Regions from separate parts of the Homo sapiens genome. Here regions 1 and 2 are each linked to region 3. The links are chromatin contacts, found by Hi-C or POLR2A ChIA-PET in ENCODE. All regions are on one chromosome and are shown on one strand. Each heading gives the region's core, a stretch centred on a gene start or an enhancer-like site at or near the end of the contact. The rest is flanking DNA. Distances are from core to core; before and after follow the strand shown. Region 1 has its middle 31 kb from the start of SERPINB6. Region 2 holds the start of SERPINB1 (serpin family B member 1). Region 3 has its middle 14 kb from the start of LINC02525.

What was found. A loop is a pair of places that touch in the nucleus more often than their neighbours do. ChIA-PET counts read pairs that join two places held with the same protein, here RNA polymerase II (POLR2A). Pooled maps may share reads with other maps.
Region 1: a loop to region 3 is called in a pooled map, with 19 times the contacts of the local background. The contact joins two enhancer-like sites. A Hi-C loop is called at or near these places in 1 of 37 single-sample maps with no recorded cell type and 10 of 50 pooled maps. POLR2A ChIA-PET finds 5 or more read pairs at or near these places in 1 of 52 experiments (activated T-cell).
Region 2: a pooled map shows a loop between it and region 3 (7-fold over the local background). The contact joins the promoter of SERPINB1 here to the enhancer-like site in region 3. A Hi-C loop is called at or near these places in 3 of 37 single-sample maps with no recorded cell type and 7 of 50 pooled maps.

Annotation. Positions count from the first base shown.
Region 1 is chr6:2,938,968-2,941,667 of GRCh38, forward strand. No RefSeq gene overlaps it. Among named protein-coding and RNA genes, the nearest start is that of SERPINB6, 31 kb to the right of the region's middle. Within about 2 kb of position 1,429, at least 9 of the 41 ENCODE cell types and tissues checked have a DNase peak (open chromatin) inside an H3K27ac peak, as active enhancers do.
Region 2 is chr6:2,840,491-2,843,190 of GRCh38, forward strand. It overlaps SERPINB1 (serpin family B member 1), which reads right to left and starts at 1,373. Exons shown (of 7, transcript NM_030666.4): 1 at 1,322-1,373; 2 at 1-104. The coding sequence starts at 96. RefSeq lists a silencer at 1,268-1,317.
Region 3 is chr6:3,207,968-3,210,667 of GRCh38, forward strand. No RefSeq gene overlaps it. Among named protein-coding and RNA genes, the nearest start is that of LINC02525, 14 kb to the left of the region's middle. RefSeq lists enhancers at 1,081-2,280, 1,228-1,522, 1,523-1,612. Within about 2 kb of position 1,329, at least 7 of the 41 ENCODE cell types and tissues checked have a DNase peak (open chromatin) inside an H3K27ac peak, as active enhancers do.

The DNA.
Region 1 (2,700 bases), core at 179-2,678, 270 kb before region 3:
CCTGGAAAAGAGTAAGGGGTATAAAAACTGTAAGCAGGCCTGGGGTGGTGGCTCACGCCTGTAGTTCCAGCACTTTGGGAGGCTGAGGCAGGTGGATCATGAAGTCAGGAGATCAAGACCATCCTGGTTTACATGGTGAAACCCTGTCTCTACTAAAAATACAAAAAATCAGCCAGGCGTGGTGGCAAGCACCTGTAGTCCCAGCTACTCGGGAGGCTGAGGCAGGAGAATCGCTTGAACCCTGGAGACAAAGGTTGCAGTCAGCTGAGATTGTACCACTGCACTCCAGCCTGGGCAATAGAGCGAGACTCCGTCCAAAAAAAAAAAAAAATCAAAGCGGAAGCAGCACTTGATTTTTGAAGTCTCCTGCTTGACCCTCTTCCAAGCCTACTTTCTCCAATGAACTTTCACATTGCTTAAAATAAATGTTCCCTTGCCTGTCTCTCATTTGAATTCTTTCCTTTTAAAAGTACAAAGTGAGAAGTGACAGCATGCTGGCAGTCCTCACAGCCCTCGGTCGCTCTGGGTGCCTCCTCTGCCTGGGCTCCCACTTTGGCGGCACTTGAGGAGCCCTTCAGCCCGCCGCTGCACTGTTGGAGTCCGTTTCTGGGCTGGCCACGCAAGGCCGGAGCCGGCTTCCTCAGCTTGCAGGGAGGTGTGCAGAGAGAGGCGCCAGCGGGAACTGGGGCTGTGCGCGGCGCTTGCGGGCCAGCTGGAGTTCCGGGTGGGCGTGGGCTTGGCGGGCCCCGCACTCGGAGCAGCCGGCCGGCCATGCCGGCCTCGGGCAATGAGGGGTTTAGCACCCGGGCCAGTGGCTGCAGAGGGTGTACTGGGTTCCCCCATAGTGCCAGCCCACCAGCGCTGCGCCCTATTTCTCACTGGGCCTTAGCTGCCTTCCCGCGGGGCAGGACTTGGGACCTGCAGCCCGCCATGCCCGAGCCTCCCTGATGAACACCACCCCCTACTCCATGGCTCCCAGTCCCATCGACCACCCAAGGGCTGAAGAGTGTGGGCGCATGGCGTGGGAGTGGCAGGCAGCTCCACCTGCAGCCCCAGTACAGGATCCACTGGGTGAAGCCAGCTGGGCTCCTGAGTCTGGTGGGGACCATGGAGAACATTTGTGTCTGGCCCAGCGATTGTAAATACACCAATCGGCACTCTGTATCTAGCTCAAGGTTTGTAAACACACCAATCAGCATCCTGCATCTAGCTCAAGGTTTAGTGAATGCACCAATTGACACTCTATATCTAGCTACTCTGGTGGGGCCTTGGAGAACCTTTATGTCTAGCTCAGGGATTGTAAACGCACCAATCAGCGCCCTGTCAAAACAGACCACTTGGTTCTACCAATCAGCAGGATGTGGGTGGGGCCAGATAAAAGAATAAAAGCAGGCTGCCGGAGCTTGTAGTGGTAACCCGTTGGGGTTTTCTGTGCTGTGATAAGGTTTGTTCGTTTGCATTTGGCGTCTGCGTTGCCTTTATGAGCTGTAGCGCTCACTGCGAAAATTGTCACTTTATTTCTGAAGTGGGTGAGATGACGAGCCCGGCAGGAGGAACGAAACACTCATCTGTGAAAGTTGCAACTTCATTTCTGAAGTAGGTGAGACGACTCTGTGAAAGTTGCAACTTCATTTCTGAAGTGGGTGAGACGACGAGCCCATTAGGAGGAACGGAACACTCACTGCGAAAGTTGCAATTTCATTTCTATAGTGGGTGAGACGACGAGCCCAGTGAGAGTGAACGAACAACTCCAGGCGCGCCGCCTTAAGAGCTATAGTATTCACTGAGGGTTTGCGGTTTTATTCTTGAAGTCAGTGAAACCAAAAACCAATTTCTGGGTGTAAAAAGACCAAGGTTCTTGCAAGGTTGCTCCTCCCAAATTCCTTCAGATAGGGGAAGACACACAGTTTACAAGAACATTTTGAATCTTACTCATTTTCAAGTATATAATATATATTTTTAATTGTAGCCAACATGACTTACAATAAGTAAACTTAAAAAGATATAAGCCACCCATGTTGGGTGTGGGGGTACATGCCAGTAATCCCAGCTGCGTGGGAGGCTGAGGTGGGGTAGATTGCTGGAGTCCAGGAATTTGAGGCCAGCCTGGGCAACATAACACCCCATTTCTGAAAGTAAACAAAGCCCTAATTATGTTCATTTTCCCCCTTCATTTTCAGATTTCCCATTTTGGCCACGCTTCACATGCGACACATATAGAAGTACACAGCAGCTTCCCCCCTTACCTGCAAGGGATATGTTCAGAGATCTCCAGTGGATGCCTGAAACTATGGATAGTACTGAATCCTATATATACTGTTTTTTTCTATACATATAATAAAGTTTATAAATTAGGTACAGTAAGAGATTAAAAACTCAAAATATGAGTTAAACTCATATGCAATATAATATATGCAATAAAATTGAAATACTGTCAAACTCTGTAAAGTATTTGAAGAGATTTGTTCTGAGCCAAATGTGAGTGACCGTGGCCTCTGACACAGCCCCTGGAGATCCTGAGAACACGTGCCCAAGGTGGTGGTGGTCAGGGGGGAGCTTCTGGGTCGCAGGTGGATTCCAAGATTTTCTGGTTGAAAGTTCATCTAAAGACCTGAAATCAATAGAAGGGAGTGTGTGGGTTAAGATAAGGTGTTGTGGAGACCAAGGGTCTTATTCTGCAGATGAAGCGAGCAGGCTTCA
Region 2 (2,700 bases), core at 123-2,622, 370 kb before region 3:
GGGAGAGATGAAGATGTTTCCAGCCGGATTGTTCTCACTCAACGCCAGGAACAGGTCCAAGGCGAAGCGGGTGTTTGCTGAGCTCAGCTGCTCCATGGTGAAAACTGCAACACAGAACAGGGTCCTCATGGTGCCCACTGCCCACGCCAGCAGATTAGGCAGCACTATTTCTCCAGAAGCTTCCTCAATTTCTGCCAACCGCCCTGAGGCATCCTGGATCTTGTACTTTCTCCCCGCTTTTTTATTCCAGCAGGGCAAGAACACTTTCCCAGGCCCACAAATGTGGGACCATTCTGGCCAAGGACTCAGCAGTTATAGGGGATTTTAGGGCACCCAGGGTGCCCTAAAGGGCTCTGACCTTGCAGACAGGTGAGTCTGGGGGTGGGGCGGGGGTAAGGCAGGCCCCAGCTACCCCAGCTTTAGTGGGGTGGGAGGGCCCACCCAGCCCTGGGTCTTCCCAACCTATGTGTGGGAGCGCACGTGCTTCTGAGCCTTTGATTCAAGTCTCTGATTCATTGGGCAATGAATCCATTGCCTACCTTCACCTGAACTAAGAGCCTTCTATCAGAGACTCAGCTACCTACTATGCATTAAAACTCCAGCAAAGGTATCACTGTAATTATTATAATAATATAATTCTTCCTTATTTTTGAGGTTCAAAAGGTATGAGGTCCAGTGCCCACAGTCTCAGAGCCGGTGTAGGATGTGCCAGTTTGGAAACCCACCACAGTCCAGGGTCTGGCCGTGCAGCGTCCCATCCGCCACCCACTAGCCCATCTCGATCTCCACTCTCAGAGCCCTGATTTCCCCCGAGGACAGGCAAAGAAGAACCGTGCTGGCTGCTCGGCATGTAAGCACAAAGCTGATTTCTCCTTGTTGTGAAATCGTCTCTAGAATCGCACGGGGTTCCTCCTCTCTCTCCCTGCAGCTGCAGATAGGAGCCGCGGCCTGGCCCTGGGCTGCCTGGAAACCGTCACAAACAGCTCTGGGAGGAAGGGAATTCAGGGAGAAGGGACAACATTCTGATCTCAGGTTTCAGTCTTGCCTTCCGCCTGCATCTGTCGTCCTCCCTCCCTCCCTCCCTCGCGGGCTGGCCCGGCCTGTACCCAGGCGGGGGCGGGGGATCAGAGGTCGTCTGTCTCCGTCGGGGCGCCCGGAAGGGATGGGGGCGCGAAGCTGGCGGGGAGGGCGAGCGCAGGGAGCTGCGGGTCTGAGGGGCCTGAGCCTGGGGGGTGGGGGGTGCCGGGCTGGAAGCTGAGCGAGGGAGCCTGGCCTCTCCCCGCGCCCGCCCCCGCGCCACCGCTCCGAGGCCCGGCCTTACCCGACAGGCCGCCGAGGCACGCTCCGGGCTCCGAGCTGGGTGCGAGGTCAGGAAGGAGGCACCGAGGGCCGCTGCTCTTATAGCAGGCGGAAGCGTCACCCGGGCCAGCAGCCGCGGGCGGGGCGGCGGCCCTTCCCGGTGACTGCGTAGGAGTCCGAGCTCCCGAGGTCGCCTAAGTGCAAGCAGAAGTGAGCGTGGCTTCCGGGCAGCGCCCTCCTCAGGGGCGCGGCTTCTTTCTCAGTTCAAAGCCTTTCCCCGAATCTCTGGCAAGGACCTGAAAAGCTTTTTCTTACTAAGGTGTGAATGACTGAGACGACATATTGTGACACCTCTTAGAGGGCAAATGACTCCCTTTGAGTCCCATCTATATTGGGAGCTTTCTTTGAGAGAAGGAAGCAAATTTGGGGATCTTGCACAGGGAAAAAGAGGGGCCCCCAGAATCAGATGAAACAGAACCAGTTCCAAACACCTGCTCTCTGTTTCCAAGATGACAGCTTGCTGCTGCGTCCTCAATGGTGGAAAGTGGAAGGGCAAAAGGGGCCAAATCTCATGTGAAGTCTCTCGTATAAGGGGCCAATCCCATTCATGAGGAAGGTGCCCTCATAATCCAGTCACCTCCTAAAGGCACCACCTGTTAGTATTGCATTGAGGATTGTTTCAGCATGAATTTTGCAGGGAACACAGACATTCAAAGCATAGCATTCTGCCCCTGCCCTCCAAATTCATACCCCTCTCACATGCAAAATGCATGCATTGTATCCCAGTGGCCTCCAAAGTTCCAGTATCAACTTTAAAATGTAAGTCCAAAGTCTCACCTAAATATCTTCTAAATTAGAAAGGCATAAGATTCAAAGTACAATTCATCCTAAGTGAAATTCCCCTCCAGCTATGAGCCCGTGAAATCAAATAGGTTACAGGCCTTCAAAATACAGTGATGAGACAGGCATAGGACGTACATTCCCATTCCCAAAGGGAGAAGCAGGCAAGAAGAAAGGAGTATCTGGTCCCAAGTAAGTCCAAACCCAACAAGGCAAACAGCATTAAATCTTGGGGCTTCAGAATAATCTTCTTTGATGCTGTGTCCCCCATTCCGAGCACAGGGGGGTGGAGACTGGGTCCCCTAGTGTCCAGGGGATCCACTCCCATGGATTTGCCAGGTGCAACCCATGCAGCAGCTCTCACAGGTTGAGGTCTAGGCTCTCCCAGGATAGACTTGCATGCTGGTGGCTGGACAGTTCTGGGTTCTCAGGGACAGCCCTGTTCCCACAGCTCCACTAGATATTACTCTATTTGGGGCTCTCTGCAGTGGCCCCAATCCCACTGCTCCACTAAACATTGCCCTAGTGAGGGTTTTCTGCAGCAGCCTCACCTCAGTGACA
Region 3 (2,700 bases), core at 79-2,578:
TAGCCCTTCCAAACATTAGGCGAAGCAAGATGGGACTCGTTTTAGAAGCTGCAAAGAGTTTGGATTCCCTTTTCATCTCATTATATCCACAGTTGAGAGAATTTCAGGGTGGGAGTGTATCTAAGGTTCCCCAGCACACTGCATTTCTAAGGGTACCGTGGTTCTCGGGAGACATCAGTGACCCTTCCTCCTGTCCTTCTCTTGCTTCCTTGGTATTCTCCTCACCCTTTCCTGATGGGCTGTTACTGATTCTGTCTCCATAGCTGAGCTGTAAAACATTGCATACCACGGATGACGCACATTTGCCCTGGATCCTTTTCCATCCCTCAGCAATCTGTGACCCAGCCCTTTGCCAGCTGCTTGGGAGCCAACACTAATGACTGGAAGCAGGTCGGGGCCATGAACCTCTGAGACGGGAAAACTTGCAGGCAAGAAGGAATTCCTACCAGGCAGCATAGCGCTTAGACCGAAATGCAGCTCCGCCAAAACTGGCTGATGGGGAAATGACTGAGACATTTCTCTATGTCTGAGAAACTTAAAGTTTTGTGGAGAAAGGAACTGACAGAATTTCTATGTAAAGTTGTCAGAACCAAGGGGGCTTAGGAAATCCACCTCGGTTCCGAGAAGACTCCCTGAACGGCGTGGTGGGGAGCTTTATCTTGAAAAGGATGAGTGATGGATGAGGTGGCAAGGGCAGGCTCGGAAGAGTGAGGTAGAGAGAGAGAGAGAGAGAGAGAGAGAGCAGGAGCCCAAGCTTGGGGGCTGGTCAGCAGGGAGCAGGGGAAGCTTTCAGGTACTGGGTAGGGCTAGAGGTAGGGTGACTGTCAATCAGGGTAGAAGTCTGCTTTCAGAGGGTATTCAGCATTGTATTAGGACACTTGCACTTTATACTTCAGGGAAATGAGAGTTTAAGAAGTGAAATAACAGGATCAGGTTTTCAATTCTGATAATCACCCTGGCTGCAGTACAAAGCATAGATTGGAATCTCTCTTCTTAGTGTAGTATCTGTCAATGGTGGGTGCTCAGTAAATATCTGTTGAACAAATGGTCAGTGAAGAAAGGAAAGGGAAAAAGATCCCTTTTAATAGGCTTAATGGGCCTGCAGCGAAAAGTGTCACCTATGAAACTCTCCAGACAGGTGGGGTGGGGGAATTTGACACAGATGCTGCTGCCCTGCTGCAGCTTTGTTTCATTCTGTTTTTAATTTACCGGGGCTGCAAGGGAAAGGGCGACTTCTGGGATCTCTGGAGCTAGGATGAGTCAAAGGCCTGCTGACGACATGCTAGAGCTCTGCTCCTCGCAGCACGATCAGGCAGCAGCGGCATCAGCTGGGAACTTGGTGGAAATGTAGAATCTCTGGCCCCGCCCTAGACCAACTAAGCCAGAATCTGCATTTAACTAGATCCCCAGGTGATGAGTAGGCACTTGAGGGTTAGAGGAGCCGGGTGTAGACTCAGAAGCTCCGCCCTGCAGATGAATCATCAGGAGAACCCGGAAGAAGTAGGAAGAGTGGGAGACCTGAGAAATCCGTATTTTCCCAGTCTCCTCTGCTTGAGACTGCAAGTGGGGCCACACTAATAGAAACCTATGGTTTTCTCCAAAAGCCCCAGCAATTTCATATGATTCAACCTAGTACTTTGGAGAGTCCCCAGAGTGTGACTCATGACTCCCCCTCACTCAGTTACCACATGGAATTCCCACTTTCCTGCTCTCTGACCTGGGCACCAGCCACGGCTCCCAAGGGTGCTTGCTTTACGGGGCACTCTGTCTAAGAGGTGAGAATTCTTCTGCACTGCCTTGAATGGCTTCAGCAATGACAACGATGATAACCAACAATGTCAAGAACTGCTATACACCAGGCACTGTTCTAGGTACTCTTTTGGATTTAACCTTATGAATCATAATGATCGTTACTATTTCACAGATGAAATTTCTATTTCACAGATAAAGAAACTAAAGCCCAGAGAGGTTAAGGAGCTTGCCAAGTCACAGGGCATGTGAGTGGAGTGACGCCTGCTTATCATTTGGGCCCCGGGGGCAGAGCTGCTTGATGCTCCAAGAATCACACAGAACCTTTAGCAAACGAGCTCTTTTTGTTTATTGCTGGGAGCATGAGCTATAAGCTAAAGAAACCACTCAGAGGAACTAGAGACTTATGAGTGGTTCTAAGATAAGTTAATGAGGTTAGGGCTGTGCTGCTGGGGGTGCATGTGTTCCCAGGAGCTGATGTGGCCCACTGAGTCCCTATAACCTCCAGCATAATCAGGCTCAGGCTGTAGCCCCTGCTGCTGGGGCAGACAGAGGAGTTCAGTGAAGGCTGGAACTGTCACAGGCAAGCAGCTCTGCCCGAGGAAACCTGAGCAGGATCAGGAGAAGCGGGATGAGGCCAGTGAGGAGCCCCAGACCAGGGCCACAGAGACCCCCAGGATCTACTGAAGGTGATGGAACACCCCAAAGACAATGCTGAATGTCTACATGAGGAAGTGTCTCCATCACCGGTGGCCCAGAGATAACTGAGGGAGCAATACAGGACCCGAAGGCCGAGGTCCATCCTTGGGCTATGTCCAGGAATGAGAGAAAGGAGGAGGCCCATGCCCAGAAGCGCCTTCACCCCAGGTCCGCTGTGGTCTCACGACTGAGACCCCCTGCTTGCACCCAACCCAGACAGTGCTGAGGAAGGGAAGAGGAAGCAGGAGGGGA